Regions from separate parts of the Mus musculus genome. Here all the other regions are linked to region 2. Evidence: chromatin loops called from intact Hi-C (ENCODE). Cell type or tissue: gastrocnemius. All regions are shown on one strand.

The links. Hi-C counts contacts between places; a loop is a spot of excess contacts. Peaks named below come from ENCODE experiments on the same cell type or tissue, not always from the same donor. Only the 100,000 strongest peaks of a DNase experiment are listed, where the experiment ranks them.
Region 1: a loop joins it to region 2, with 5 times the contacts of the local background. A loop is called at or near these places in 21 of 42 quality-filtered maps.
Region 3: it touches region 2 in a loop (3-fold over the local background); 4 of 42 quality-filtered maps call a loop at or near these places.
Region 4: a loop joins it to region 2, with 7 times the contacts of the local background. A loop is called at or near these places in 14 of 42 quality-filtered maps.

The regions. Positions count from the first base shown.
Region 1 is chr3:105,798,254-105,806,253 of GRCm38, reverse strand. Rap1a (RAS-related protein 1a) reads left to right here and starts at 4,873. Exons shown (of 8, transcript NM_145541.5): 1 at 4,873-5,015. In gastrocnemius, no CTCF peak of the experiment used is centred here; a DNase peak (open chromatin) is centred at 4,930; H3K4me3 peaks cover 3,824 bases; H3K27ac peaks cover 5,867 bases.
Region 2 is chr3:105,896,910-105,904,909 of GRCm38, reverse strand. All of the region lies in intron 1 of Tmigd3 (transmembrane and immunoglobulin domain containing 3), which reads right to left. Adora3 (adenosine A3 receptor) reads right to left here and starts at 489. Exons shown (of 2, transcript NM_009631.4): 1 at 1-489. The coding sequence starts at 110. In gastrocnemius, a CTCF peak has its summit at 4,924 (motif pointing right); DNase peaks (open chromatin) are centred at 4,952 and 6,414; H3K4me3 peaks cover 317 bases; H3K27ac peaks cover 1,254 bases.
Region 3 is chr3:105,742,962-105,750,961 of GRCm38, reverse strand. It overlaps Rap1a (RAS-related protein 1a), which reads left to right. Exons shown (of 8, transcript NM_145541.5): 2 at 634-717; 3 at 4,990-5,058. The coding sequence starts at 661. Among named protein-coding and RNA genes, the nearest start is that of Inka2, 42 kb to the right of the region's middle. In gastrocnemius, no CTCF peak of the experiment used is centred here; no DNase peak of the experiment used is centred here.
Region 4 is chr3:105,721,556-105,729,555 of GRCm38, reverse strand. It overlaps Rap1a (RAS-related protein 1a), which reads left to right. Exons shown (of 8, transcript NM_145541.5): 8 at 592-2,296. Among named protein-coding and RNA genes, the nearest start is that of Inka2, 21 kb to the right of the region's middle. In gastrocnemius, a CTCF peak has its summit at 3,263 (motif pointing right); DNase peaks (open chromatin) are centred at 3,281 and 6,837; H3K27ac peaks cover 1,310 bases.

The DNA.
Region 1 (8,000 bases), 99 kb after region 2:
CTTGTTAAAAACTGAGTATTTTGTCAATGCATTCAATCCCTCTAAACAAAATTTCCCCTCTGCAAAATGAACCTACTACAATCTATTTAATATTGTTACTGATAGGATTAAATTAATGATAGCCTACCAACGCCAGGTCATAATGTTTTAGCACGGGGACCATATCTTTGTATTCTTAGCAACAAGTGTAAGTCCCTAGCGAGCAGCATGCCCCAGTCTAGGTTTGATGAGTGAATGTGTATGAGGTCCTATGTGTGTAAGTAATATACATAAAGAATTTACATTTTGCATATAAAATATCAACCTGAGGCTGGGGGTAGGTCAATGGTATAGTACTTCCCTACTACACGCCTAGCCATTAGTTTGATCAAGTCCAGATGTTAATTTACTTAGTAAAGTAACATTCCTACTTTTCAATTTCTTAAACTCTAACATGGCACCAGAAAAAGTTCATGAGATACTGCTGAACAGATGCAACGCTACTCTTGGGTTATGTGTTTCTGAGGGTTGAAGCTATAAAAATACATCCTGTAAACACTCAAAAGATGAAATGTTCTTTCTATTGATCTGTAGCACAGTCTCAATGATTCTTAAAGACCTTTTCCGTAAATTGGTCCTGGACCTAGCTTTGCGGTCCTGCCAGGTCTCAGCCTGATCACGCACTCTAGGATTCCAAACTGTAACTGCACTGTGAAAGTATGCTAAGTTTGCGAAGCGTTTAGAAGATCTTTTCCACCAGCAATAACATGAAAAGAAATAATTTCATACTGCCAAATTTGTTTAGGCTTTAAAGACATTCTCTCTGAGAGCAGTGGGGTTTCTGTTAGTGCTAGACCCGGATGTCCTCATTTAGATTTCAGGAAAGTGTCACTCACTCTATGGCTCTTTGAGGAGTCCCTCATTCGACAAGGTGTAAGGCTCACACCGCAGTGAGTGCTACTTCACTGAAAGGTGTGGTTCTTAGTAGCAAGGAAAAAAAGGAAGAAAATGAAAAAGTAAAATATATCCCGAGGCAGTTACATAGGCCATAGGTGAGATACAAACAGAAAATGTGGGACTTCTAAAGGAAAGAAAAGTGCTCTGGGTATGAGCTGCAGTATGAGACAGACTTGGAGCTGGGATAAAGCATAAAAGGCCCCTGTCACCAGCAGAGGGGTAGTTGAAGAATTAGGACAGTTCACAACACAAGTACTAGGAAGGTGGGGGCAGGGAGAGCTGGAGCTATGTCACTGGCCAAGTATTAGACTGAGCAGTTCATGCTTAATTTGGTGTTGAACTAATGAAAGTTCTAAAATGGGATGGGGTGGGGGCTCAGGATTTAACTGTTGCTTAGGAGGGTATTTCTGCAAGAACACAAGACACCTGGAAAGGAAAGCAATTGAGCAGGAGACCAAGAAGAGAGTTCGTATAGCAAGAGTCTAGACTAGAGATGATCAATAAACCAATCAAGGGTGAGGGTGACGGAGCTAGAGAGAGCTGGCAGATGGGAGAGCTACACGATAGGAAGTATCTATTCCTGAGCTGAGCAATATAGAAGCCTCTAGCCATATGCAGCTATCTAAATATAAATCTAATTAAATTTAAATCAGATTTAAAATACAGCCCCTCAGTACATGGTCACATTTTAAGTATTTAATAGCCACCTGTGGATTATGCAGATAGAGAACAATGAAGTTCTTGGGGAGTGAAGACCCAAGCCTTGGGAGTAATCCTGGATTTGGGATGGTGAGGCAGGTGGTCTGTCCTAAGTTTGGGGCTAGCCTGAACTACACAATGACTACCAAGCCTGCCAGAGTTGTAAAACAAGACCTTGTCTCAAAACAAAAAACAAAAACAAACAAACAAACAAACAAACACCAAAACAGCCAACAATAAATGAAAATAGGCAGAAGGGTTATGTTCATCCCAGTTAGAATGTTCTATTGGACAGTGCACATTGCTTTGAGGGCGACTGGCATAGAGATAGGGACAAGGGATTAAAGGACACCAAGGCTTGGCAGGTTTGTGACTGAGAAAGGTGATGCCATGTGAAGCAGATGGGAAGACAGGAGGACCTAACAGATACTTCACATCTGTCAAACTCTAGGGACACAAGTGCCTTCAGGAATGATCACGAGCTCATAGTGTAAGGAAGGTCAAGTGTCCAATTTGAGGTCTCCCAAAGCTTTGCACAGGGGCCCCAGTGGTATCTAACTGGCTTATTCCTTCCTACGTTCTCTTTCTTCCCAGACCGTGGTGCTCCAGATGGTTGTGAGTGCCAGGTCTGTTCGTCGGCCCTAGAGGATCCGTAGCATACACACACTGTGACAAAGCTGGAGTCCCAAGGGCTGTGTGCTCTTTATGGAGCTCCGATGTGCCAGTCTGAACCCTCGTATCTTCACAGATGCTGCGTACTTCCTCTCCCCTGATTGCCTCACTTGCATCTGCTGGATCCTTGGAAAGTCCCCTCGCCCTCACTCACTTGATAGCTTCCTCTGAAAATATTCCTTCCCACGGGTGCCGCTGCTTTTTAGTTGGCCTCTTCTCTTTCACAAGTCAAGTTCCGGAGTGTCTCATCCACTCCCTTACATACCTCTCACTCCTCTCGCATTGACTTTCAGCAGCAAAACTCCAAGCAGTGGAGGGCACCTTGCTGAGTGATTTCAGTGTAGATATATGACCACCCCACCCCGTTAAGAGAGGATAAAAGGAAGCACACAGGCCAGATTTGATCTTATCCGTCAGTCCGCAGGCAACACCTACAGCACTGTGTAAACTGGAAAAAATAAACACAAGGAACAGGCAGGGCATGGATGCATGGATGCGTGGTGCGTGGGGCATGGAAAACTGACAAAAGACACCACTCCTAAGGGAGAACAGCTAGGAAAGTGCTCTTTCCTCAAGGCTGAAATTGTCCTACCAGGTACTCAGCCTGGTGGGCAAAATAAAGACTAGACTTTAGCTCTCACTTGTCCCCTTTGCTTTGCAGTGGGCTGTGCCCACCTCAGAATCACACTTACTTGCTCTGTGTCTGTGTCTTTGCTACAGAACAGTCTGTGACTCTCCTGTCCTTGTTCACATTTAAGGCCAACTGCTTCAGCACCGTGCTAGGACTTGTTGCTTCTTGGTTCCCATGGTTTCTCTAGGTGTCTCCTCTTGTCTCTGCACCGGAACTTTATTTTTCACTCTTAACACCACAAGGAAGTAACTCAGCTTTAAAATCCTGTCCCTGGATCCCCACACCATTCCCACTACTGACTGTTGCTAGGCTCAGCCAGCTCCTGGCTGTCTTCCTCGCCTCTCTTTCATTCTCTCAACACACCCCAATCAGACATTTCTCCATGTGATAACACTGGAAGGGTTTTCATTAAGCTTCTCAACAAACTTCAGGCCAAACTTGGTCAGTGGTTAAATTCCCAACTCTTGACTGAGGATGAGGCTCAGTGGCAGTTTGTCTAGCATGAACCAATCAGGGTGGCGGGGATGGGGACTGTGGGGTGGGGGTGAGGCAGAGATTGAGATTCAATTGTCTTCTTAGCTATTTCAGCAGTAGGCAAGGGAACTGACTGATCACTCCCTCTTTTCTAAAACAACTCCCTAACAACTTCCTTCCTTCCAAGGGGTTCCTCTAACCTGACTGTCAACTCTGCTTATCTTTAACCTCTAAGTTTCTCTTGGTCCTCTCTTCCAGTTACTCCCCATCCCTAAGAGAGTTTATGTAGACCGGAGGGTCAAATCATCTACATCCTGATGGATCTCAAATTTATATCTCAGACTCATCACCACTGAACTTTCTCCATCCCCCATAAAACTGAACTCTCAATTTCTTTGGTCCCAGCTTTGTTCTTACCCTATCTTCTCTCTTATTAAATGATATCAGTCAGCAGGCCCCCAACCTAAGATTCATTCCTAATTGTTTCGTTCGACCCTCTGCTTTCTCAAGTCTAAATCTATTAAAATAGGTTTAATAAAGCTAAAATAAACAAAATCTAAAATAAAATAACCACTCTTGGCCAATTGGACGAGAATAGCCACCTTAGACTTCCCCTGTGAACATTCGTGCTTCAGTTGGATATTTTACATACACAGTGAGACTCACTCCAGTTCCCGATGGGCCTGAAACTCATTGTGTAGTCCAGGCTAACCTCAAACTCGTGGCAATTCTGTTCCTGTTTTCAAAATGCTGGGATTCCAGGAGTAAACCACCACGCCCTGCATAAAGTTAACCTTTAAAAACATGAACTAGATATAGTTGTTTCTGGGCCCACCCTCTCCTCGGGGCTTCCTGTTGTCATTACAATGGCCCAAAGGCTCCACCGGGTCTGGTCGTTTGTCCAGATCTTGGCGCCTCAGTACTCTTTGGCCATAGACTCTACTTATCTATCCATCCTTTCGCTTGCATTTTGCTAGTTGTGAAATATGGAAGACACACCCCACCTCGGGGTTTGTGGCTGATTTCCTCTCAACCCAGGAAGGTATTCTTCTCATCCAGCCTCTTTTGGATAGGCTCGTTTCTTCATAGCACGAACAAAAGCATGCAAAGCCCTCCCTGGTGACCTGTGAATTTTGCTACTCTTTTTGTTGTTCGTGTTCCCTCTCCTGGGTCACGAGGATGAGAGCTCTATAAGTGACTTTCCCTATGTATGCCTAGGCATTGGGGACCTACTAGGCACTCAACTAACAGCTGTCCCATGGTTGCATCCCTTCAAAATTCTCTTTCTGATTTTTTTTTCCCTTCCTCATTTCAATGTTGGCCTTAACCACCTTCTCAAAGGCAAGGCCCCAGTTCCTGTTGGCACACTATGCCCCCCACCCTTTGAAGAACGGCTCCCTTAAATAGATTCCGGACACAGCGGGGAAGGCGGAGACCAGGGCGGGGGGGGCGGGGCCTGCGTGCTGCGTGCGTGCGCGTTCCGGAGGCGCCGCCGCCGCCGCTCCCGAGGCCGCTGCTCCTGCCGCCGCCGTGCAGAGCCCGAGCCCGAGCCGCGGCCGAGAGGAGGGAGGAGGAGGAGGTGGAGGAGGCGCCGGGCCGCGGGGTGAGTACGGGGTGCGAGTGAGGGGCGCGGACTGGCCGCACCTCGGTGGCCTATTCTTAACCGTCCGCGAGTCCGGGGCGGCGGCCGGGGGCCCGGCGGGCGGGAGGGGCCGCGGCTGAAGGCCGGAGCCAGCCACGCCCGCGGACCGAGGCGGCCCGGCGGGGCCTGCGGGACCGGCCGCGAGGGGCGGGCCGCGAGATGGGACGCGTGTCCGCGCCCGCTCGGCTGTCGTCCCCGCGGACGGAGAGGTGCGGTGCCCTCCGCGCGGCCTTTGCCCCGGCCGCCGAGCGCTGACACCTCTGTGTCCCACTCCGCCGCCAGCCCGGGTTCCCGCCCTCCCTGCCCTCTGTATTCTGCCGCTTGCCATGTGTTCGCCTTTGCAGCGTCGCTCTCGACTCTCTGATATCTGCTGCTACCCCTGAATTTTGTCAGGAAAGAGGCCACGGTGTGATTCCGGTCTTCCGCCCACCGAGGGCGTGTGAGGAGTGTGGGGTGGTGGGATTGTAGCTTGTCTCCTTACTCAGAAAGTTAAGGGCAGTGTCTTCTGCTGAGTTGTGTAATTGGCTGTTGTAAGGAGAAGAGCAAGGAAGGACAGTTGTGTCCCCCGCGTCCGCCCCCCCTCCTATCTGAGATTTCCTCACAGGATAGAAAACTAGAGTTGAGGGGACCTTTCATGCCTTGGAAAAAGAGCTACCGCTCAGAAACTGTGAGTGTATTGCCGTTGGGAAAGGAAAATCGTTTTGTCGCTGCTTTGAAGGAAGTACTGTGTAAGAAATGGAATAAAAGGGCAGGAGGTTAATGGGCCAAGCGGGACAGGTACCAACCGCTGTTGTCTGCTTCTTGGGTGGCTGAAGATACTGTTTTTATTAGAGTCAAAGTGTCGACTCTCAGAATTAACCAGGGGAGTTAGCCTTCAGAAGCGGGCGGTTAGAAGAGATGATGCTGGAAACAGGATTTGGAAACTTTCTTTGAGTTTCCTGTCAGAGTGTGTGGGGGTAGATATGCCTGTGAGTACTTTTTTCTTTTGATGTAATTGATTTCTGTAACACTTTGGTAGAGTAAGTACTAGATTAGGTCCCAGACTCTTTCCTGTCTTTATGCTCTTCTGTAACACTTTGTTTCAAAATTAAATTTACATTTTCGGATATTCTTTCTTAGTGTGACTCTTGTTTAGTTTAGTTCCTTGCTACTTCAGGTTCTGTTATGATTGTGTTCGTTAGCAAGGATTATACCTGTCCCAGCATTTGTCGAATGAGTTGAGTGGTCTGTTTACACATCTCTTATCTTTTTGAGAGAAATCTTTATGTTAAATGTTGCATTCCGCTTCCATTATAAAAAATGTCATTCTTAACCATTTCTAGAACATGGTGATGCATATGAACTCTTCCTTTGCCCAGGAAAAACAAAACAGACATTTATCCCCAGAATGTTGTATTCAGCTTCTGGTCTCCTCTAAAGCCACCCATAGACACCGATCTTAAAAGTGAACAGAGATCTCGATGTTATTCAGTTTCATATTAAAACTTTGCAAAAGTGCACACTTTTTGTGGCCTCAGGTGTGATCGTGCTTTCACCCTAAATTCTGAGGATTTTGGAACAAGGTTTAAAATTGATTTCAGTTTTATGAGGAAAAGTTCTCAGGAACCTCTCTCCCCTCCCCCCAATCTCCTGTGGCTCAGTGGTGTCACTGAGGAAGACCTTGAACCACCAACTCTCTTGCCTCGACCTCCAGAGTGCTTGGATCAGTATAGACTTCCCTGGTTTATGTGGTGTTGGGATGAAACCCAGCTTCATGCAGGGAACTTTTAGCAGTCATTTTGTTTGTAGTGTTGAGGAGCTAATCCAGAGCCTCAAGCAGGGTTGGCAAGCACTTTGCCCCTGAGCTATATCCCCGGCTCTAACCAGTAGCCATTTTTAACCAATACTCCCTAGTATATTTTGACCCCTCTAAACTCATAATCATGACTAATCAGACTTTTGTATAATCTATGTTTTAGTAATATGAGCATTTGAAAATCAAATAATTTCTTTTTTTTCCTCTTCCAAGCTTGTTCATATGTGTGGTCTTCATGTAGTCAGTTGTGAAAATATGCAACATTCAGGAAGTACTTAATTGAATGTCTGCTGTGTGGATAAGGAGTTCTTGCTGTCATCCCTTCAGCAGGAGGGACAAGACCCTAGCCAAGTAAATGTAGTGTCAGGTGTTAGAGCTGTGTGGAAGGGTGAGGACTGGTGAGGGGCTAGAGAATACTGTCAGGGAAGACCTGAAGGAAGTGAGGAGGGCTGTGTGCTTCCTCAGATGCAAAAAGATGACAGGAAGAGCGAGCGGCCTGCTAGGGCAAAGACCCTCCAGTATATGTGACCCTTTGAGAACAGCTAGGAGGGCAGTGTGGTGTAAGAACAGTAAGCAGGGAGAGAAGAGGGCTTGAGATTAGAGAAGTAAGGGGGGCTCTTACACTCAGTACTGGGACGTTTGCATTTTACACTGACTGACATGGGGGAGCCCTTAGAGTAGAAGAGAGACCTTATCTGACCTAAGTTTATGAACATCCTTCTGACTATTGTGTGGAAGTCAACTCAGGTTGGGGAAGGAAGGAAAGAGTAGGATCTAGGATTTTTTTTTTTCCTTTCCTTTTTTAATGTTCTGGGGATTGAACCCAAGTCCTTGAACTTGCTAGGCAAATGCCTAGTAACCAAGTTACATCCTGCCCTATGTCTTCCTTTTTAACCTTTCAACCATGCTAAGATTGTCCATCTTCTTTCTGTCGGGCATGTAGGTATCCTCTCCTCCCCATAGAATAACAATGATGGTTCACAGTAGTCTAGGCAACATTTTTTTTTTCCTTTTGGAATATTTCTTTGTGATTTATTTCTAAAAGGATCAGTATGTGAATAGACATATAGTTAGTTGGCCATCTAGTTTTAACAGCCGTGTTTTCTGAGCACAAGTTTCATGGCAATTTAGTTTTCATTGGGTGTTATCAC
Region 2 (8,000 bases):
ACCCAGATGACCAGCATGTTGCCCACAACGGCACAGAGCCCGATGGCAGCCTCCATGGTGATGTAGGTGATGTTCAGCCAGTCCGTCTCCGTGGTGTTGTCGGCTTCCATGCTGTCTCAGAAAAGCTTCAGGCGGAAGCTTCCGTGGCTCTTCAGCAGGTTGTGTATGGGCCAGTGGACCCAGCTCTTGTCAGACTTCTGCCCAGAAGTTAGAATGTCACAACAGTCCAGAGAACTCACAACTTGCTCATTCCTTCCGGTATGACTCTCTCTTAGAGACTCTTCTCAGAAAGGGCCTGTTACAGGACCATCAACCTCAGCCGCTTATCCCTGCCTTCCCATTAACCTGGAGGATGCAGGTCTCTGCAGCCAAATCCGAGAGGGCCACCGTTCTTACTTCCCCAGGCAAACAGAGTCAGGGCTTCTGCTGTCCCCTGGGCCCCAGAGAACTTTCGAGCTCCATCAAGATAAGCACTCCTCTTTAGAGTGTTTCAAGAAGTGAGATAGTCCAAGAGGAAGTACAGGAACCCTCTGAAGAAGAAGAAGAAAAAAAAGGATGGAAAGAGCACAGGAGGCTGGCCTGAGTCACATGGAGGCAGCTCCAAGAGGAGATTAGAGACAGGGTCTGTTAGTGACAGCTGACAGTTTCAGCTACAGGGAAGGCTAAGGCAGTGGGATTACAGGTTCAAGCCCTGCCTTGGTTACTGTGTTAAGGCCAGCCTAAGTAACCCAGTGTCTCAAAAAACAAAACAAAACAAAAATCCAAACCAATGAAAGAAAGAAAGAAAGAAAGAAAGAAAGAAAGAAAGAAAGAAAGAAAGAAAGAAAGAAAGAAAAAGAAAGAACCAACACTCAAAAGTCAGGATGTGGGGAGCCAAAGATATATTTCAGAAGTAGAATGATTGGCTGGCATCAGGCTCTGAGTACTGCCCCCACCACAACTGATATACAACACACACACACACACACACACACACACAAGTGGTGGGGAGAAACTAGAGATCATTCAGGGACCAGATGAGCTGTGGGTAGGATTGGGTAGAAGAGGTGGAAACACTAATCATGTAATATTTCCACCCTCAGCCTGCTTAACACAAAGATCTTGTGATAGAGACAATTGTGATGCACACTTTAATCCCAGGACTGGGGAGACAGAGGCAGGCAGATCTTTGTGAGTTTAAGGGCACTCAGATCTACCTAAAAAATTCAGGACACTCAGGGACAAAACTGAAAACAATTTTTACACACACACACACACACACACACACACACACTCACACACACACACACACTCACACACACACACACACACACACACACACACATACACACACACACACACACAGTGCAAGAGCAGCAGGCACACTTATCCACTGAGTCTTCTCTCCAGCCCTGGTGTTTACGTGGGGTGTTTTATTTTGTTTTGTTTTTGTTTTTGTTTTTTGTTTGTTTGTTGTTTTACGTTTCATCAGCCCCCCGAGTGGCCTTTCCTCTTACTTCTGCTGTAACTGCCTTCTTTCTGTCCTCTTCAGAGGGGAAGTTACAGAAAGCAATTTCTACCAAGAGGCAAGAAAGAGTCTTCCTTAACAAAAAGCAATTGCAATCTCGCTTTGTTGGTTCCTAGAAAAATCTCCATCATTTGCCACAGACAGAGAGGCAGGACAGGAGATCAAGCTTTCTTCTCTATTTAAGGCTTGTTGGTCAGGAAACGGGCAGCTTCTACATTAACAACAACAGAAACAAGGTGACGGTCCATGTTTTGTTACATTGAAAAGCAAGGTGGACAGGCTGGAGCGATGGCTCAGCTATAAAGAGCAGTGGATGCTCTTCCAGAGGACCATAACCACCACGGCTTCCCACCCAGGATTATGTTACTCCCAGAGGTTTCTGCGATGCCTTGGGTGCTTCTTCTCTTCGAAGGAGAAATGTCCGTTCTTTTTTGTTTTCTGAATAAACAGAGAGCACCAGTGTTCAAGGGCGAGTTTGAGGGGTGGAAGAGAAGTTTCCATATTCCCTCACTAGCTTGTCTTATGACCATGCTAAATATCTGTTCACTGGGGATTGAAATCCAAAAGGCAATCCAGGAGAGGGGGCAGAGAGACCAGGATAGACAGCCACCTCACACACCTGTTACCTCACTGGTACCCATGGACCCAGTCTCTCACATCTTCTGTTACCAGGTCCTGGTTCCTGATAATAGCTTTCGTTATGATTCCCAGGTTAGTGGGGTTTGAGCCTGTTCAGGCTCCTGCCATCTGCTTCTTTCACCGAAGCCATAAGCCCACAGCTCCCAGCAATTCCTGGCTCCGAAATTCCCTTTCACTTCTTCGCCTGTGCACACTCACTAGGTCTAGCAGGATCTCTTCCTTGCCCCCACCTAGAAAATAAAAAGGCTCCCCTCGAGGCAGTTCTCTAACAGGACCTTGAAGAAAACTTCCTATACCACCTGTGATGGTTTGGATATGCTTGGCCCAGGGAGTGGCACTATTAGAAGGTGTGGCCCTTTTGGAGTAGGTATGTCACGGTGAGTGTGGGCTTTAAGACCCTCATCCTTACTCCCTGGAAGCCAATATTCTGCTAGAAACCTTCAGATGAAGATGTAGAACTCTCAGCTTCTCTTGTACCATGCCTGCCTGGATGCTGCCATGATCCCACCTTGATAATGGACTGAACCTCTGAACCTGGAAGCCAGCCCCATTAAATGTTGTCTTTTATAAGACTTGCCTTGGTCATAGTGTCTGTTCCCAGCAATAAAACCCTAACTAAGACACCACCTCTCCCTCATGTGGATCCACCATGCCACCCTAACAGCCTCCTACCCAGACTCTATAGGCCTGCAGTTCCTGGAGACCCAACCAGAACTTTTCATTTTTACACCATGTTGCCTGGCTGGCCAGCAGTATACTATTGCTCAGTGAATGACTAGAGATGCTTCTTAGCATGCCAGGTGACAGAAACCTGGCACTGGGTACACAGCTACAGAAACCCTCAACTAGGACCTGTTAGGTACTCTCCAGGACACTCTGGTGTCCTGGAGTTTTATAACAAAATAACATTTTATTATTTGTGGTCTCATCCAATGTCTTCTGGAGAAAGTGACAATGCTTGTTAATGATAAGCAAGCAGAGGCGCCAAAGGGTAAATAAATTGGCCATGACAGCACAGTTAGGAAGTGACAAACTGACATTCAAACCCATATGGCTGGCTTCAGAGCCCCGTTTCTGAAAGGTAGCCCTTAGAAATGATGAACCACGATATGTACTTGTACTGTCACAAGTACAAGGAGCCCCTCTGTTTGATGTCACTATGTGATCAATATTAGGAAGAAATTAATACTGTAAAATGTGATGTTTAGGCCAACAAGATTGTGACACTAAAGCATACGTATGAAGCAGATTCAGTGCCTGCTCTGAGGTAGGAAGAGATGGTAGGACCAGAGAAAGGGCCACATAAGCAGGCCACTGGTGACATTTTGGATCTCACAGAAGACCATTTATAGGACCAGAGTGGGGGAGAAAAAAAGGTCTATTTAAGAAAGTTTTTAATAGTGAATTGAAGATAAGCTCGGATTTCCCTGCCATTTTTTTTTCCATCTGAGAGGAGGGGCACCATGAATTTCACTTCTACCGGCAGAGCCTGATTTCTACAAGGGAGACAAGGATGGACTCTGAGGAGTTTCCAGTCTGACAAAGTGACCCGAGTCCAGGAAAAGGCCTCCCAAGCTCTAGCCTGGAGCAGCACAGCACAGCTCAGCTATTGGCTGCATAGCATCCTGAAAAGGCTGACCAGAGAGAGGACACACATAGGCTCTTTTGCATCTTCTCAGAAAAGCCTAGATAACCTCAACTGCCAGTCTTTGACAGAAAAGTGTATTAGCAGGAGACCAAGGTTGGGGTTCCAGAACCCAGAATTACCCAAGCCACAGCCAAGACAGGATGTTAGGCAGCTGGGAGATGGAAACTGCTGCTTGGCTGCTCAGAGCTGACACGATGCTGTGGGCATACTTGCATAGACCCATGTCTACTCACTTCCTCTTGAAGTCATGACCACTTCCCTCAAAGCCTCATGCTTCTACAGACCTCGCTATGTGCCAGCGAACAGTGGGGCCTTAGAGACAGCCAGTGCTCAGAGTCATCTTTGAGGGTGTCTTCTCCTTGCCCCCTTTTTTATATGCTCCTTCCCCACTCTCTGTCAAAGTACCGGTAAGACCCTAAGACTTCAGGTGACTTCCCAAACTCACTGCTCTTCTTAGAGCTGGGCTGAGACCCTTTCAACTTACAAGGCCTGGGACTCTGAACGTGAAGAGTTCTCTAAAGTGAGTATCAGTAAAAATGAAAAGGATGGATAAAGACCCAAAACCCCAAGGTTCCTGTAACTTGGGTTACAGGAAATCCTGCTCAGGGAAAGGGAACTGCTTGTGACTAGGTGCCCAAACCTTAGCTACCATGATTCAACCACGCCCAAGTGAGCCAGGCCTCTAAGCCCAAGAGAAAGTCTAGCGCAGCAGTTCTCGGCCTGTGGGTCGCTAACCACAGATGACACCTTCACAGGGGTCACCTAAGGCCACCGGAAAACATACATATGATACATACCCTATGATTTATAAAAACATACATATGATAAATAAACATATGATACACACCTTATGATTTATAACAGTAACAATATGATTTATAACAGTAGCAAAATTAAAGTTTTGAAGTAACAATGAAAATAAATTTATGGTTGGGAGGGGTCGCCTCAACATTTGTATTGTATTAAAGGGAATTTTACTAATGGGCCGTGTTATGAGGAAGGGCTAGAGGATTCAGCTATCCCTAATACTCTTCCAGATTATAGGCTCTCAAAATATGTCTTTCAACTACCTGTGTCAGCTTGTGGTTTGAGTAGTTGAGGTCTGGCTAAGGGGCTATGCTCAGATGTGGCCACCAGGTGGCAGCACATTTCCACCGTCCTCTGAAACACAAGCTGCCGCTAAGGAGAGAAAATGGGGAGGGCTCAAAACTGGCCTCAGCCAACCACCTCGGACTTTGCAAGGGAGACCAGGAGCAAGGAGGGTAGGTAGGCTGCCTATGGTCAGTCCAATCTAGTCCCACATAATATTCTGATCCTCTGGACTCAAGAAGGCTGGCAAGGAGCATGAACAGCCTAACAAAAAAAGTTTTGCATTTTGCTCCACAAAGCAGGAACTCTCAGCAAATAGAGAAGGAATGTGCTTAAGTCTGTTCTGCTAAAGAGCATGTTCTACAGTGGAGACCAGCCCAGTCTGGTCTCCTGACTTAAGGACAGGGTGGATTCAGAAGGGGTCTGCTACCGTGTGATATCTGCCGTAAGTAGATCTCACCGGGTTGTGCATTGTTGGTCCTTCCCCCATGTCCTCCAATCCCCAACCCATCCTCCTGTAGGCACAGGGCCCTCTGGTCACTGTCCTGATCTTTTCAAAGCCCATAACTTATCCAAACGTCCTTGAGCCTCTTCATATCCCAGCCTCCTCATTCCAGCCTCAGGCCTTCAATTACCCACCCTGGTATTTTTTCACTCAAGTAGGGGACTCCCGCAGTCTCTGAAGTTCATCTCTGATTCCACACAGGTCAACTGTGAGTCCTGATGTCATTTTCAGTGACCTTTACGTAAGCACTAACTAGCACGTGCAGGAACGAACCCGGGATAGAGCACCGCCAGTCCTAGATGTGTATAGTGGGGCTGTGCCTTGGCCTGCTTCTTCTCAACCCACCCTACCCTTAGATGAATTGAGCACATTCTCCTGGAGAGAGCAAGAAACCAGCAACCTCTACCCCTTCGATGACACGTCTTCTCTTACTCTACAAGGTCCTTCTATCACGAGTGTGTGAACCCTGCCATTGACAGGGTGCTAAGTGACACAGCCCAGGCTCCTTGCTTGGCGTTTTATACCTGTCACTTATAATCGTGTGCCAAACTTAATCGTAAGTGCTGCTAACTCATTTCACTGGTGAGGAGACCACAGCCTGGTGCGAGGTGGCTTTCAGGGAGCAAGTGGCGGAGCTGGGATCTGAACCTGCATTAGTTACTTCTCAGATTTCTTTGACAAAATCTTGAACAAAGGTAACTTAAAGAAGGGAGGGAGGGAGGGAGGGAGGGAGGGAGGGAGGGAGGGAGGGAGGGAGGGAGGACAGTTACAGTCAACTACGATGGGTAAAGGCCAGAATCTGAGTCAACTATCTTAGCCCTTTCCAGTGAATCACACAAGAATAGGCCAACACCAATTATACCAAACATAAACTGTGACTGGGCAGAAGCTCTTCAGTGTGGAAGGGTGTGCATGATCCATGGGTTGGGCCAGCTACTGAGAACTACTGAGAACAGGATTTTTTTTTTCTTTCTTTTTTGCCAGTTTTCTGGTTTCTGGTTCCTCCTCTTAGGCTGTGGAGTAATGGAGGGCAGCCTGCCAATCCTCCCTCAACCTTCTCCACCCCACACCCCTGCATCTAGTCCATGGGCAGACAGCATCAGGAAACCACATTACTTTACTTCCCGCTGAAGGGTTCCCCCAATAACTTTATTTCCCTCGGCTTTTCATTAAAGCTATTGTTATACAGAGTCTGTCTCAGCATTTCATCACGGTTAAAGATACTACATTGTTATTGCTTATACTGAAGGTTTAAGAGACCTATTTCCCCGAGGAGGTTCTAGGAAGGATGTTGCTCTTCTAATACCTCTCCTGCTCTGTTCATTAGCTTGGTGGCGTAGGTTGTTCCTGGGCAGCCAGGAGCTCAGAGTGGGTCAGCACAAGCCAGGCTTGTCTCAGCAAAAAAAAGACTTTTCTAGAAAAGCTGCACGCATTGTCTCAACTTCAGGCTTCTAGTATCCTTTTTTAAATTATTTTTTTATTTTTATGTGTGTGCACACACTTGTGTGAAGGTGGCATAGAGACCAGAAGTCATCATCACTTGCATGCAGCTGGAGTTACAAGGCACTCAGAACCACCTGGTGTGAGTGCTGGTAACTGACATCAGGTCCTCTCAGAGAGTAGTGTCTCAGCGTTTCTATTGCTGTGAAGAGACACCATGACCACGGTAACTCTTTTTTGTTTTTTTAAATGTATTTATTTATTTTATATTTGTGAGTACACTGTAGCTTTACAGATGGTTGTGAGCCTTCATGTGGTTGTTGGGAATTGAACTTTTTAGGACCTCTGCTCGCTCCAGTCAACTTTGGTCACTCAGTCCCTGCTTGCTCCAGCCCAAAGATTTATTATTATACATAAGTACACAGTAGCTGTCTTCAGACACACCAGAAGAGGGCATCGGATCCCATTACAGATAGCTGTGAGCCACCGTGTGGTTGTTGGGATTTGAACTCAGGACCTTCGGAAGAGCAGTCAGTGCTCTTACCCTCTGAGCCATCTTACCAGCCTTATAAGCAACTCTTATAAGGAAAACATTTTACTGAGCAGGCTTACAGTTCAGAGGTTTTATCCATTATCATCATGGTAGGAAGCATGGTGGCACGTAGACAGACATAGTGCTGGAACAGTAACTGAGAATTCTACATCTAGATCAGCAGGCAGCAGGAAGAGACCATAAGCCACTAAACCTGGCTTGAGCTTCTGAGACAGTGACAGTTCCTCCAACAAGGCCACACCTCCTAATACTGCAACTCCCCTATGAACCTAAGGGAGCCATTTTTATTCAAACCATCACAAGTTGCCATTGCTCTTGTTTGTTTGTTTGTTTTAAAGATTTATTTATTATTATATGTAAGTACACTGTGTTTTTGTCTTCAGACACACCAGAAGAGGGCACTGGATCCCATTATAGATGGTTGTGAGCCACCATGTGGTTGCTGGGAATAGAACTGAGGACCTCTGGTAGAGGAGTCAGTGCTCTTAGCCGCTGAGCCATCTCTCCAGTCCGTGGCAAATGCTCTTAACCACTGAGTCAAATCTCCAGCCCTGGCTCCTGGTATCTTAGTTGTCATGCTCTGTTCTTTTATTATGAGCACATGCTTTTGGGAAGACTG
Region 3 (8,000 bases), 150 kb after region 2:
TAGCAGTTTTCTATAGGGTGAAAAGTCTTACCTTTGTTACTCCATATCAACCATTGGAAATTATTTTCTGGCTTTTACTTTGTAAGATAAGCTTGTAATCCATTTATTTTTTGCAGCTCTTTGGATGTTAGGTAGTGTTTCCTAATCCCTGTTGATACATGTTAACAGTGCCTTTTCATCTGCTGTTTATATCCTAAGAATTTTCAAGCTGACATTTCACACCATTCAGCTATAAAATAACAATGAATAAAATATTTCAGAAGTACTGTATTTTTTTGGCAAGTAAAGTAGCATGTCGATTATATTAAAGCTCACGAGTCTCTCCAAATTATACCTTTGCAAATGATTAGGGTCATGGGTTGTAGTTTTAAGACTATGTTGATTTTAATGCCCTGTTTTCTGGTCATTCTTCAAAGTAACATGTACAGGCTTAACAACTGATACCTAGTTAGAGCTCATCTTCAGTAAATTAAAGAGTCTGGGACTGGTCCTATAAAGCTATTATTGAAAACTATATGATTTTTGCCCATAGCCTCTGTTTTCCAAAGGGAAAAAAATTAAAAAGCAAAACCCTGCATTTGATGCTACATTCTTAATTTGTTTTGTAAATTTTTTTTATTTTTTGTTTTGCAGATTGTCAATATTTAAACAGAGCGCATCATGCGTGAGTACAAGCTAGTAGTCCTTGGTTCAGGAGGCGTGGGGAAGTCTGCTCTGGTAAGTTAGCCACCAACTATAACTAATCAGTATTAACTAATACACAGGATGTGGATAGTAGCTTCTTATCATGCTTCTAGTCAGTAAGGAAAAATGAAGCATTGTTCTTTATAAACCTGCTATTTGTAGCCAAAGAGGTATAGCGTTAGACTGGCAAGTTTCTTACACTTTTGTATGCCAGCTACTTATTGGCCACCAATATTTGTGATTCAAAGTGGAATGCGATTTTTATTGTCAGAAAAATGTATATTCCACTGGGGGAAAGTGTTATGGATTGTCTCAGAGTAGATGCTCCTTTACCTGACTTGAAGCTTGCATGGAATAAAATTTACTTTTTGCATATATGAGGTTCCATGGCAGCCTCTGGGGTTACAACAGCAGATAAAAAGTCTCTCATGGAGCTCACAATATAGCAGAAAAATAGATTGTAATAATACACAATTAAAGAGCTACTTGATGCTCTGAAAGAAAAATTCAGACTTTTAAAGGAGAGACTGGCAAGTGGCCCTTAGCTTTGACAACTGCAGGAAAGGCCAGAATAGCTAGGCATGAGTAAGTGGGAGAAAGTGAGGTGGCAGGGAGTTGGGAGCTCACATGACTTAAAGATGGCTCTGTAGGGTTTCTTGGGGTGCTGGGAAGCAGGTGAGTTAGCCATATATTTCATTTAATAAATGGACTTTAACCTCTGACATTTAGAAGAGTGGGAGAAAGTTGGGAGCTAGTTAAGTCCACTAGATTGCCTGATTAGGGGCATGCTAGTGAAGAAGAGACATGTAGATGCTTGAAGATGAAATAGAGGAGGTAGACCTGAAACTGATTGCTCACTGGGGAGTGGGGTGGAAGAGTGAAGGAACAGAAATGCAAAGGCTGATATAACATACTCAAGTTGCTCCAGTAAAATACATCAAAGGGGCTTGTGATACGGTATTAATGCCATGAGTATGTCGATCATATTTAATTTCATCAGAATTCCATTACTGTTAGTCTGTTAGGAATATGAATTAACACCTTTGTGGAAATGAGTTTTAAAATGTATGTAATTTGGGGGAGGGGAGAAAAGGGTCTCTGTGTTAGCCCGGGCTGGCTTTGAAATTGATAATCCTCCTGCCTCAGTTCCCCAAGTGCTAGAATTGCAAATGTGTACCACAACACAAATGTGTACCACAACTTTGGCTTTACATATAACTTTCAGTCCAGCAATTTTTCTCTGGACTTTTTTTTTAAGATTTTTTTTTATGAATATGGGTGTTTTGTATGTACTGACCTGTGATATCAAAGATGGAGCATGTATAGGGAAGAAAGGTTCTAGTTAGTTTACCATTTATGTTTGATTTTTCAAAAAGCTGTAGGTATTAGGGCTTGAGAGATGACAGGACACTTAAGAGAAAACACTGTTCTTGATGAGAACTTAAGTTCAGTTATCAGAATCCCAGCTGACCGACCGGCTCACAACACTGAAGTTCAGCCCCACAGGAACCTGAGCCAACTTCTGGCCTCTGTGGGCACACACATATTAACATAATACATATAAATAAGATTGAAATGACTTTTTTAAAAAGTTAGAAGTGCTGAGAAGAGGGACCTATGAAATACTTGGACTGTTGTTGTAAATAGATTGGGTAGATGGAAACAAGGGTGGTAGTAGGATAAAGAAATAAGTTAAATTCCATCGGCGCAAACAGAATTGTCCAGGGAGAGAACAGGAGAATAGCCCAGGACTGATTCTGAATAGGTGTCAAGTGTTAGAGGATGGAGAGGATTGAAATCCCCAGCATAGAAAAAGGTCTCTGGTACTTACTGTGTTTGAATACATTGATGTGTCTGTTTGACTGCTCAGAAGTCAAGAGAGGAAGCAGAGCGGGGCATGGAGGTGGCTGCACATCATAAAGGGAGCAGCTTTGCTCTGGTGATGTTGCTTGCCACAGCCATGCTGGGCTGAGCTGAGGAGAAGAAAGCACTGTGGAGACAGTTAGAGTCTGAGTGTGGGAGCAAACAGACAAGGGGGAGACACTCCAGGGGGCACAGGGTCAAGAAGAGTTTCCTGTTTCGCTTGGGGATTGAAGGTAGTAGAGAACATTTGTATCTTAGAAGCAGTGATCCAGTGGAAAAGAAGATATGACATGAGGGAGAAGGAGGAGCAGAACTAGTATGGTGTCAAAGGAATAAAATGAAAATAGAGACAAAGCCGGGCGTGGTGGCGCACGCCTTTAATCCTAGCACTTGGGAGGCAGAGGCAGGCGGATTTCTGAGTTCGAGGCCAGCCTGGTCTACAAAGTGAGTTCCAGGACAGCCAGGCTATACAGAGAAACCCTGTCTCGAAAAAAAAACCAAAAAAAAAAAAAAAAAAAAAAAAGAAAATAGAGACAAAAGAATGAGATAATGCTTGAGAAATGAGGAGCCAAGACAGAGGAATAATGAAAGCTTACTTATCATAAATAAGTGTTGAGGGTGAGCTGGTTGTTGCTGTTTACAGGTGCCAGTAATGTCCAGCTTGGGGGCAGTGCTTTGACTTTCATGCCTCCTGTACCACTGCATTGTGACAGTGGAGGACCTAGGCTACATCTTAGCATTGGGACCTTGTGCACAATAAGAACACCATATCCTGGACCATATTTTGAGACCCTCTCCTCTAGGCTGCCCTTGTTTGAAAGCCATATTGGGCTTTTTCCTATCTATGTCATAATACAAAATGATTAAACCCTTGATAAAAATGAGGATTAAAAGACTGCACCTGAGGAGATAGTTTAGTGGGGAAGAGCTCTTGTTGTGTACATATGAAGAACTGCATTTAAATAAATTCCCCACACTCATACCTGGGTGTGGGCATACACACATCTGTAACTCCAGCGATGAGCGTGTACATGCATGCGTGTATGGTGCATGTGTGTGCATGTTAGTTGTATGTTGAAGAAATAAAGCTAGAAGTGATAGAGTAGGACATCCAGTGTCCTCTAGTCTGTGCACACATGCATGAACACACACAGTTTTAAGACACAGTACCATGGTAGAATGTTTGCTTACCATGTCTGGGGTCCTGGGTTGTATCCTCAAAACAGAGGAATGAAAAGAGGGAGAGAATGATTAAAAATTTTACTATGATTATATATTGAAGTTCCTTTAAGTAATTTAAGTGTAGATGACCTTAATTTGCATGTTTGCCTTTGTTAATAGGCAGGGATATTCCAGACACTTTTAAAATTGCCTAGGTTAAATCTCAGAATTATTATCTGTACTTATGAATGATAAATGTTCTTTCTAGTATACATTCAGATATGTTCAGTCCGTATACTGCAGATGAAAGTACATCATTCTCCCTCACCTGGATGGCCAAGGCTCTCAGTTGATTTCTAAAACCATGGGTTGTACTGAACTCATATATTCACATATGTACACTACTTAGTCATCTTTATTTTTTTCTGGTGTTACTTAGACAGCCCTTGTTTTCTGTGACTAGGTAGTACTTTCCACTGGAAAAAGTAAGACTTAAGAATCAGAAAGATGGGGCTGGAGAGATTGCTCAGTGGTTAAGAGCACTGGCTGCATTCCAGAGGTAGAGTTCAGTTCCTGGCATGCAGATTATGTGCAGATAAAGCACTCATATACGTAAAATAAATAAGTCTTTTAAAAAAAAGAATCAGGCTGGGCGTGGTGGCACACACCTTTAATCCCAGCATTGGGGGGTGGGGGGGTGGGAGGGGAGTGGGCAGAGGCAGGCGGATTTCTGAGTTCGAGGCCAGCCTGGTCTAGAAAGTGAGTTCCAGGACAGCCAGGGCTATCCAAAGAAACCCTGTCTTTTAAAAAAAAAAAAAAAAAAAAAGAATCAGAAAGATGATGTATTGTAAGTTCAGCTGGCAAATGGGAAGTATTTCTGGGGTACAAGTGAAACTTAAATGTGATTATAATCTAAAATTGAAAATTCTTTGGAACCTTTGTTTCTTTCCTTTTGGACAGGAAATTATATATATTTTAATGAGCTATGTAATCTTGCTGTCTGTATCCCTGTATTTTAAGATGTAATGTAATCATGGTTAAGCAGTGTAGTAGCAGTATTGACAAGTTTTTAATATGACCATCGCTTTTTGTAATAAATGTGTTCTTAGTTTATGTGTGCTTTCTTACTGGATATAATACTGATGATTTACATTTGTTTTTATCCAGAATTTCAACACAATTCCATTTACTCTTTACAATTTTTAATGTAAAATAACACTTAAGAACATTTGATTTTTCTTTCAAGTCTTTAACTCTGGTTTGTTTGTTTTCTCCTCTCAGACAGTTCAGTTTGTTCAGGGGATTTTTGTTGAAAAATATGACCCAACGATAGAAGATTCCTACAGAAAGGTAAAACGCAAAGCTGTGTGTGCACGTGGGAGTAATCTTTACAACTTTCAAACTTGGTCATGGGATTGCTTTTTTAAATAGTTTTGAGAATTAATAGAAATTTGCCTGTGCTACCTGGATAAAACACGCCTCACTGGACACTGCTTAAGAGAGCACTCCATGTGCTGCTGCTGCTGTCCATTCTCTGCTGCATGCATTTTCCCAGTGGGAAGTTCAAGTAAAAAAATATTACAAATGAATAATAGGCATATTTTTAACTACTGCTTGTTAACAAAACCTACTATTATGTTTGAAGTTATTCATTAACTTTTTTTTACTTAGTTTGTAGAAAATGTAAGGATATTTACCTTTAGATTATCAGCAGGATTCAAAATCAGTGCGATGGTGCGTGGCAGCACCTGTCACGTTTCTCAGGATCTGTGGAACATACATTTTTTTAATTTAGTTTTAGTTTGGCATAAGATTAAAGATGTACTTATTTGTGTGTGTGTGTTTAATGTGATTTTTTTCTTAAATTTTTGTATTATTTAAATGCATTTTATACATCAAACATATTGATAACATTGAACATTTTGAGAATCAATAATTCATAAAAATTTATTCAACTTTTATATGTATATCCTTTCATACCCTAAAAATATCATTAATGAATGTTTAATACTATCCCCAACTGAGGGTCCTATAGCTAATATTGAGTACTAAATTGTTTCAAAACATACAAAATATTCCTTGGGAATTAAACATAGTAAATAGTGTAAAATATTAAAAATGAATAATTTTTAAAAAAGATTTATTTATTATATGTAAGAACACTGTAGCCGTCTTCAGACACACCAGAAGAGGGCATCAGATCTCATTATAGATGGTTGTGAGCCACCATGTGGTTGCTGGGATTTGAACTCAGGACCTCCGGAAGAGCAGACAGTGCTCTTAACCATCTCTCCAGCCCTTAAAAGTGAGTCATTAAGAAATGTACTCAAAAACCCTTATATGATACCCCCTGACATAGTGAGAGAGAATTTGAAACACTTTCTATATCTGTGTACATTGTCTAACAATCAGTTTACTTAAAAAAGATTATCAATGTTTCTAGGAGAGAAAGTATTTTATCAGTAAGTATATTTTTAAAATTTCAAAGTAGCAAAAACTCTTTGAAGTTAAACATTAAGCAAATGTTAATTTCAAGCACAGTGAGAAAAATTATCAATATTTCCATGATGTTTGTAGAACATGATTTTGATATTTCCAACTATTAATATTGAGCAAACAGAATAGCTATTTTAAGGTATATTTTGTTGTTATGTCTCCCTTTTCATTTCTGATTTTATTAATTTAGATACTGTCTCTGTGCCCTCTGGTTAGTTTGGCTAAGGATTTATCTATCTTGTTGATTTTCTCAAAGAACCAGCTCCTGGTTTTGTTGATTCTTTGTATAGTTCTTTTTGTTTCTATTTTGTTGATTTCAGCCCTGAGTTTGATTATTTTCTGCCATCTTCTCTTCTTTGGGTGTATTTGCTTCCTTTTGTTCTAGAGCTTTCAGGTGTGCTATCAAGCTGCCAGTGTAAGCTCTCTTCACTTTCTTTTTGGAGGCACTTAGAGCTTTGAGTTTTCCTCTTAACACTGCTTTCATTGTGTTGCATAAGTTTTGGTACGATGTGTCTTCATTTTCATTAAATTCTAAAAAGTCTTTAATTTTTTTTATTTCTTCCTTGACCAAGTTATCATTGAGTAGAGTGTTGTTCAGCTTCCATGTGTATGTGTACTTTCCGTTGTTTTTGTTGTTATTTAACATCAGCCTTAGTCTGGGGTGATCTGATTGAATGTATGGGATTATTTCAATCTTGTATCTGTTGACACCTGTTTCGTGACCAATTATATGGTCAATTTTGGAGAAGATACCATGAGGTGCTGAGGGAGGAGAAGGTATATTCTTTTGCTTTAGGATGAAATGTTCTATAAATAATAGATCCATTTGTTTCATAACTTCTGTTAATTTCACTGTGTCTCTGTTTAGTTTCTGTTTCCATGATCTGTCCATTACTGAGAGTTGGGTGTTGAAGTCTCCCACTATTATTGTGTGGGGTGCAATGTGTGCTGTGAGCTTTAGTAAAGTTTCTTTTATGATGCCCTTGCATTTGGAGCATAGTGGAACATACAATATTAAAATCAAATGCAATACAAACTTTGTGTGTCATTGTAGCTTCATTGATTATGACAAATTTCCACTCTGCTGCAGGGTATTGTGATAAGAGAGAGAAGGAAGCTGTATATAATATAAGCATAGACAATGTTGGAAATCTCTATTTTTTCCCTGATTTTGCAGTGATCCCAAAATTCTCTTATAGAAGTGAAGTTGGATCAGTCATGGTGGTACATACATTTGATCACAGATCCTAGGAAACAGAGACAGGGAAAGCTCTACAAGGTCAGGGGCAACCTAGTGGACAAAGACACTATATTCATTCGTGGGGGGAGGAGAAAGGAAGCAAGGAAGAATGAATGAATGAATTTAAGGAAAGACTAAAATTTATTTTTAAAAGAAGCAAAATTGTTGGTCTTGACAAAAATATGTTCTAAGACTAGGTAGAACTATGAAAAGCTTTTATGATTTATTTTCTTAAGTGTCCAGGGTTAGGATAGTATAATAAAATGCAATAAAAGAGCCAGAGTTACCCCCTTCTTCCAAAGATTAAACCTACATCTCACCAGAGAGGTGTAGCTAGTCTTTGCTACTTTGTGGGTTCTTCTTTCTCCCTCCCACCCTTTATTTTATGCCCTCAGTTTTACCCCTTAACACTGGATAGGAGAAAAACAAGGAGAGGGGAGAAAAAAAGAAGGAGGGAGGGAGAGAGAGGGAGAGGGAGGGAGAGAGAGGGAGAGAGAGGGAGAGAGAGGGAGAGAGAGGGAGAGAGAGAGGGAGAGAGAGGGAGAGAGAGAGGGAG
Region 4 (8,000 bases), 180 kb after region 2:
GTGGGGCCTGCTGATTCTTCTGCCTTCGGATCTGGGCTCTTTCTGTGCTGTGTCTTACCGGCTGGGTTATAAGTAATAGTTCTTAATATGGTATCAGAAAATGGCTGAATTTCCCACAGAGTGTGTATGTAGACAAATGTTGACTTTTAAAAATAAGGTAATGGGATATAAGCAAAATACTACTGTTTGCCTCTTTATATAGGGTGTTAGATAAAATGTGAAATACTGAGTGTAATAAAAGCAGGGCAGACAAAAATTGACTACTAACTGACTACTAATTCTGTCTTTTATATTTGACTTTGAACTTTTGGGACAGTCTGTGTACTTCAAACTGTAATCAAGGTCAGACTTAAACTCCTGACCCTCATGCCACTATGCCCAGCTTATGTTTGAGCATGTTTAATGGGAAAGTCAGATAGCTCTTCTACTGAAGTAGCTTAATGGACTTCAGTTCCTTAGGAATGAATGTTCAGTGCTGTCATCCCTCCTGTCATTAGATAGCTCTTTATTGATATTGATATTGATATTGATATTGATATTGATATTGAGAGAACCCTAGCTCTATGTGTCTGTGTCTCTTCAATGTTCCAGATTACAGAAATGAAGAACTGTTGCCTAATTGGAAAGTGCCAGCATTCCAGACTTCAAAAACGAAATCTGAAGAGGCTTCTCCTGTTTTATATATTATGTGAAGAATTTAGATCTTATATTGGTTTGCACAAGTTCCCTGGAGACAAAGTTGCTCTGTGTATATCTCTTGGAAATAAGACATAGTATTTCTCCTTTGCAATAGCAGTTATAACAGATGTGAAATAAGATACTTGACTCTAATACAATTATACAGAAGAGCATGGATGCATTTCAAATGTTAGATGTACTACTATAATCAAATGATTTCATATTGACGTTTTTATCATGACTCCTCCCTGTCAAGCACTAAAAAATTGAACCATCATACTTTATATCTGTAATGATATAGATTATGAAATCTCCTCTCAAACTCATTGCAGCAGATAACTTTTTTGAGTCATTGACTTCATTTTATATTTAAAATTATGAAAATATCATCTGTCATTATATTCTAATTAAAATTGTTTGTGCATAATGCTTTGGAAAAATGGGTCTTTTATAGGGAAAAACTGGGATAACTGATTTCTATGGCTTTCAAAGCTAGAATATATAATATACTAAACCAACTCTAATATTGCTTCTTGTGTTTTACTGTCAGATTAAATTACAGCTTTTATGGATGATTAAATTTTAGTACATTTTCATTTGGTTTGTGTCTTTTTGTTATTGTTTATTGACATAGTCCTTTATTTTATAATGACCACATTGTTTAGAGTGCAGCAGTAGCTCTTCCTTTCTGCCTGGATTCAGCAGAACACTTGGCTTTAAACTACCCTAACTGGTGATCTCTCTAGGAACAGACCTCGCACTCCTGCTCTAGATAGAGTTATTCCTACTATACAGTAAGATGCACCATGTGACATAGAATAGTTTTATATATACTCTCTTGACCTTAAAGATTGTATCATATTGAATAAAGTATCCCACTCTGTATTATTTTTATATGTAAAAAGATAAGTTCAATACTGTATTACCAGGGTTTGACTTTGACTATCGCAAATCCTACATACACAGTTTGTAACTTCATCCAGGGAATCCTTGCCATTGTTAATTTGTTGGTGTGTGTCCACCAATGAAGTGTTAAATGAAAATTTTCAAACTTGCTCTCTAGTAGATGGAAGAACTTGAGGGAAGTGGTTGCAAGTCAGAACACAAAAAGGGACGTGTGACTTGACTGTATGAGCAGTGTAGAGGAATGCTGTGAAGATGGATACAGCAGCTTGCTGGCTGTACAGAGGTGCTTTTCTTTTCCTTCCCAGTTGCATTTTACAAAGGTGGGGCATATGTAGGACATGGAGCCAGGGCGATACTGCTGTATGTTCTCCATGAAGAAAGAGAAAGCAAATGGCCTGTTGGCCAGGTGCATACAGGAGAAGAAAGCAGATTGCAAGCTTAGGAAACCCTGTGCCTTGTCCCTGAAAATCAAGGAGACCAGTCCTAGAAAGTAAATCTTTGCTCAGGGATCTAGATATGGTCTCATTGCAACTAGGTGTGAAGGTGTTCATGCCTTGCTGAGATATGCCAGGTGTGTGGACAGCCCTTTAGTTACCAAGTCAGCTTTCAAATGTAAGATCCAACCAACCTGAAGAAATGTCAAAAAGTACTGTTTGAAACATTGGAAATTGTATTCTTTTGATATTCTAATAAACTTAGCTACTTAACATTTCCCTTCTCTTTATCCAGTTATACATGTCTGTGACTAAGAGGCAAAACCTTAAGCTAAACTAAAATGCAAGTAGAAGGATAGGGTCCATTTGTCCCAGAAAGAGGAGCTGGGCTCTTTGATTGTGGTTGTCTTTTAAGGGAGGTCTTGTTATACCACTCAGGCTGGCTTCAAACTTCTGGGTTCAGGTGAATCTCCTGCCTCAGTGTCTCAAGTAGCTAGGATTACAGGAATATATCACTGTGTGACCAATTAGGGACATACCATATTTTAAGGACTTCTGAAGTCATTATGCTTTGAAATACTTCTCACACATTTCTTTGGACTTAAAAATCATGGACAGACAGACCTCTCACAAACCAGCTAAAATATCTAAATACGTTATATCACGTGGGTTGTGTAGATATTTGTTAAATTAAAATAGTCTCACCAGTAACACAGACTGATTTTATCAGTTTCCTTTGACACATCTTACACTCCTCCCTTGGGTTAAAGGTAAAACAAAAACAAAAACAAAAAAAAAAACAAAAAAACACCCTTTTGACATTGAAGGATATTCAAGCCAGAGGGATGCAGTGTTATCCAAGGGAAATTTGTACTTGCTGAGCAACATGTAAAGGTGTCCTGTTAAGAGAGAGGGCTATATTTTTATAGTGTCTTTATGTGAACTCCTTGGTCTTGGGAAGGGCAACTGAAGGCAAGATGTATTTTCATAGCCAAGACATGGAGAGTTTCTAGGGTATTAATTTGAATCTCATGATGCATATCTATGAACAAATTACGTAGTAGTGTTTATGGCTATTTCAAGTATAATAGCTTTGATTTTGTGAATAACAATTTAATTTAAAGGAAGCTTGATGCTACAATTGGTAGGTTTTTAATTTTCCCAACTAGACCACAAGCAACTTTAATGACTTGATGCCTCCAATCTAATTTTATAATTAACAGTAAATGCAAGTGCATCACCTTACCCTCCACCAGGGGGAGCTTCGGTATCATATGATGCTTCTACCAGCATTTCCTTACAAAGACTCATGGAGTTTACAACTTAATTAGGCAAAAAATAGACACAAAATTTTGGGAAGGTATGAATACCATTAACTTAATGCACTGTAGCCACTTTAGTATGTATTTTTCTTAATGTTTGGAGAAACAGTGGCTGCTAGCATGTGACTGCCATCTCCCCACAGCTCTGAACTCACCTTGGTCTGCCATCCTCATCTGCCATCATCAGAGAACTCCTTTTACTCCTCAATAAGACCGTCTCCTTTTCCGAAGTTGTGATGTTCTTTTTTGTCTACTTGACTAAAACAAGTGATTTGGAGTCATTTTTCTCTCCTTAAGAATCGTAATAAAACATTCTGCATGCCTTGAGTCCAGTCACTTTAAAATAGCTACCCTGTGTACCCTCACAGGTCAACAAATGTTTGTCAGTCATATGTCTGAGTTTTGGTTAGGGACCAAGGGTCAGAAAGAGAAACAGTGAGTACTGTATTCCTTTCCTGACCGATACTCTTAGGATGTTAGTCAACAACATGTCTCTTATAAATTATGTGTTGAAATTAGCTTGTGAAGAAGCTCTCTCATAATTTAGAGGAGGAAAATTACACTTTTATTTGGGTCTTTGCTTATTTACGGTGCTAAATATAGAGTGAAGTGGCCCCACAACCATCCACACCAAGCATCAAAAGACACTTTGGTTTGCTCATCCAGACTCTGGAAAGAGCAAATGAATGTGAGCAGTGAGCGTGTCTGCCTACCCAGCTAGTAGCATTAATGCTACTCAGTATAAACAGATGTTCTTACAGATACAGTGTGGCACTTAGGTTGGTCTTGGGTTTCTCTTCCTGAAGTTTTGCCTTGAATCTATTGACTGTGCAGTCCTCTTAACTTTATCATGTTTAAATGTTCTTGTAAGAACAGCTAGAGACTTTGAACTGACTGCCTAGTTCTTTTTTGGGAAGGCAACATGGATCCTGTTTTCCAGATATTAACAGCCTTCAAAGGAAACTTGAGAGTTGCAAGTGCTTTGGGCTTGTTAAGAAGCAGACAACTATAGCTCTAGGCCCAACTGCTAATTGCTTGAGCAAGAGACTGGCTGTTCCCATAAAAGAAAATTTTTAATAAACCTTCCCATTTAAACAGTTGTGTGGCTCTTACATTGAACTGATGTTTTCAGTAATTTTCTTTAATCTTACCTATGTTCAAATTTTTACACTACAGTTGGAGTGCATACAAAGCAGAAAAACATGATCTTTTTTTTAGATATTTATTTTTATTTGATGTGCATTGGTGTTTTGCCCCCATGTATGTTTGAAGGTGCTAGAATTGGAGGGGCAGACAGTGAGTTGTGAGTTGTAGTGTGGGTGCTGAGAATTGAACTCAGGACCTCTGGAAGAGCAACCAGAGCTCTTAACTGCTGAGCCATCTCTTCAGCCCCCGTACATGATCTTTATATGCCTATCAACAGTTACTATATTTGTACTGTCTGAATTCATGGTATACAACAACATACGCCAGTTCCTCCACGTGTAGACTTTTAATCTTTAGGAAATGGCCAAAGATTGTGCTGGGGAATTGAGTGAGAGAGTACCCCCAAGTGCTTTCTGTGCAAACATAGGGACTTGAGTTCAGATTTCTAGCACTCACACACACATATAAAAGGTAAGGCCTAGTGATAACTGTAATCCCAACACTGGGAAGTGAAGACAGATGTGCCCAGGAACTCACTGTCCATTAAGTCTAGCCAGACAGTGAGCTCCAGGTTCAATGAGAGACCCTGTCTTAATGCAAAGTAGAGAGCAATAGATGTAGACACTCAACATTGACCTCGGGCCTACAAAAGCATATGCAAGGTACATGCACTTACACATTTGAATATGGTACACACACCACACATACAGATAGATGAAACTGCTGAAAACCCCATGTGTTTATTACAGTGAATGCTGTAAAACTTGTACAGAGGGCAACAGGAATGAGGGTGGAAGATGTATATGTCCTTGTGTTGGTTATATGAGCAAGGACTGAAAATGTGAGCCCATGCAACTGCATTGGAGAAAGAAAGGCCTTCCTTCACATTGGGAAAGGTTATGACGAGGTCACCGTGGCTGGAGGAGAGTGAACACGAGTAAGAATACTGTAGATAATAGAATTAGGTAGGCTGAATGTAGACAGGGAAAATCAGTATTAGTCTGTGTGGTATTCATGGGAAGAATTTTACAAAAGGTACAACATAGAATCAATAATATGTCATCAAAACCACAGTTGTGGGCTGGGGGGATGGCTCAGTACATAAGAGCACTTGTTGCTCTCGAAGAAGTCCCAGAACCCAAAATGGCAGCTCACAGCCATCTAACTCTAGGTCCTGGGGTACTGACCCTTTTCTGGTTTCATGGGCACTGCACTGCACATATGTGGTGAACATATATATACATAAAGATAAAACACTCATATATATGCAGCATTTATTCTTTATGAACATCTGCTCCTGACATCTTGGTTCTCAAAGATGTCAGAGAAGATTAAGGAGAATAAGCTCTTGCCCTTAGTTCTGTGTTAGCTGACATGATTGTCCTCCTCAGGTTAGCACAGGCAGGACACTCTGTAACTGCTAACTCTCCCTCTCTGCCCTTACACTACAGGTGAGGCAGCAACCCCTCTGGCTGTCTAGGGTTGCGCTGAATCAGTTTTTAGTCATGTCAAGTAGGTACTAGCTTCTTCATTAACATCCCATTGCCATGCCCTTCCTTGTGGGTGGGAAATCCACGGGCCACAGCTATTAATGCAATTCCTGGCCAACTTGCCTAAGCATCACTGAGATCTTCCTCTCCAGCTGGATGGGCTATAGTTTGAAGGGACATCTGTTAAGGGAGTGCTAGCCATTCAGCCTTCCCAATTTGAAAAGTAGGACTTGGAGCCGTGGAGGTGGGGCCTGCCTGGCCCTTGTGCACTGTGCAGAGCTAAAAGAATCGTGAAGACACTATTTGATCCTATACTCCCATCAGAGTCCTAAGGCCTGTACCAAGAGCTCTGGAGTTCTTTGGACCCCTGAAACCAGTGTTGAAAAACTAACCAGTTTCTGGAATCAGAGTTTACTAATTTGATGCTTGCAACCTCAAGAGAGAGTCTGAACAATCGCTTCACTCAGTTTAGCCTAAGGCTCTGTGGTGATGACCAAGGTCCTTGGACCAGTGGTGGATCTGACTTGAACATGAACATGGTCTGAGGTGGCCAGGGAGCTGGTACACAGGGGTTCTGATGCTTTTCTTTCTTCATTTGGAAGAAATTTTGTTGCTTTTTTATCCCCAAAGTACTTGATAACAGGCCTATGGAGAAGGTGGCACCGTGGCAGTGAGGGTCTAGTGTAAGTAAGCCAGCCCAGTGAGTCAATCCCAGCACTCGTGCACACACACACACGCACACACACACTCCATCTGTGTAAGTTTCTGATGACCACCCCTCTCCCTCAACTTCCAGACAAGTGCCTGTGTACCTTTTGCCTTTCTGGCAAGCAGGGCCTGGTGGGGAGACAATGCCTGGAGTGTAGCCAGAGGTGGGACTGGAGGTAGAGAAGGCACTCACCACCCAACTCTCAATTTCCTTCCCCGCTACACTGCTCACCCACCCCTCCCTTAATAGTCACACTAAGGGGAGGAGGATCTAGCAGGCTTGGTGTTCTGGAACATCAGAGCATGACAATTTAGGGAACATCCTGGGGTAGGAAGGTCTGGGGCCAGATATTGATATAAAAAAAAGCGTGTCCACGAAGGTGATCCAGGTCAGGAAGAGTGGAGGAAAGAGGCTAGGCAAGAAGGGGACTTCTTCAGTAACTACTGAGAGAAAAGTAGCTAATCACCTGAAAGGCCTGAGCTGCCCAATGACAACAGAAGGTGAGGTCGATTCCACAGCCAGCCAGAATTAAAAGCCAAGCAGTGGACCAGGGACAGTTCTGTACAACAGCTTGACGAGGGGCCTGTATACTGTTTCCTGCTCTGACAATAACTGGTCATGGCTCCCCTCTTTTCTGGGGACTAGACTTCGGTGTTGTGAAATGCAGGGGCAGGGGTCGACTAAGAAAGGCTTGGCCACTGGCTGTTCCTAAACAGGATAAACTAAAGGTGGGCTCAGCTCAGAGCTCCCTGGGAGGTGGAGATCACACAGGCAGCAGCCCTGTGCTCAGTACTGGAGGCAGAAAGACTGAGTACTCACTAGCTTGGAGGTGGTCACAGGTCTGGAGGAGAAGTGAGAGTATGTGCAGAAGCAGAAGTGACTCACCAACCCAAGTAAGTACTGGGGGTTAAGTCAAGGCACAGATGAGACCTACGGGAGGGCTCTCAAGCTGGGGAAATAAAAGGCAGTCAGAGCAGAACTGAACTTGTTGGGACAGCACAGGCAGACCCAAAACTTGGAACAGCTTGAGGTACTTTGGTGGGTAAAGTGAGTGAAATGCCAGAAACAAGGTCAGTCAGGCCAGTTGGGAGTCTACTTGAGCTCTCTGACACTTGGGACAGACAGGAAGACAGAATCAAGACAGATCCCACACACAACTGGTACCCTTACAAAGCCCCAACTTTGGATGAGGACATCTTCCCCCCTTTGAACTGGCAGCAATTCCAGATGGGTGCCCAAACTACCCTGCCTGGCCAGAAGAGGGGAGACACAGTGTTGGAAGGAGTTAAAAAAATGAACAGAAGTACAGAACACT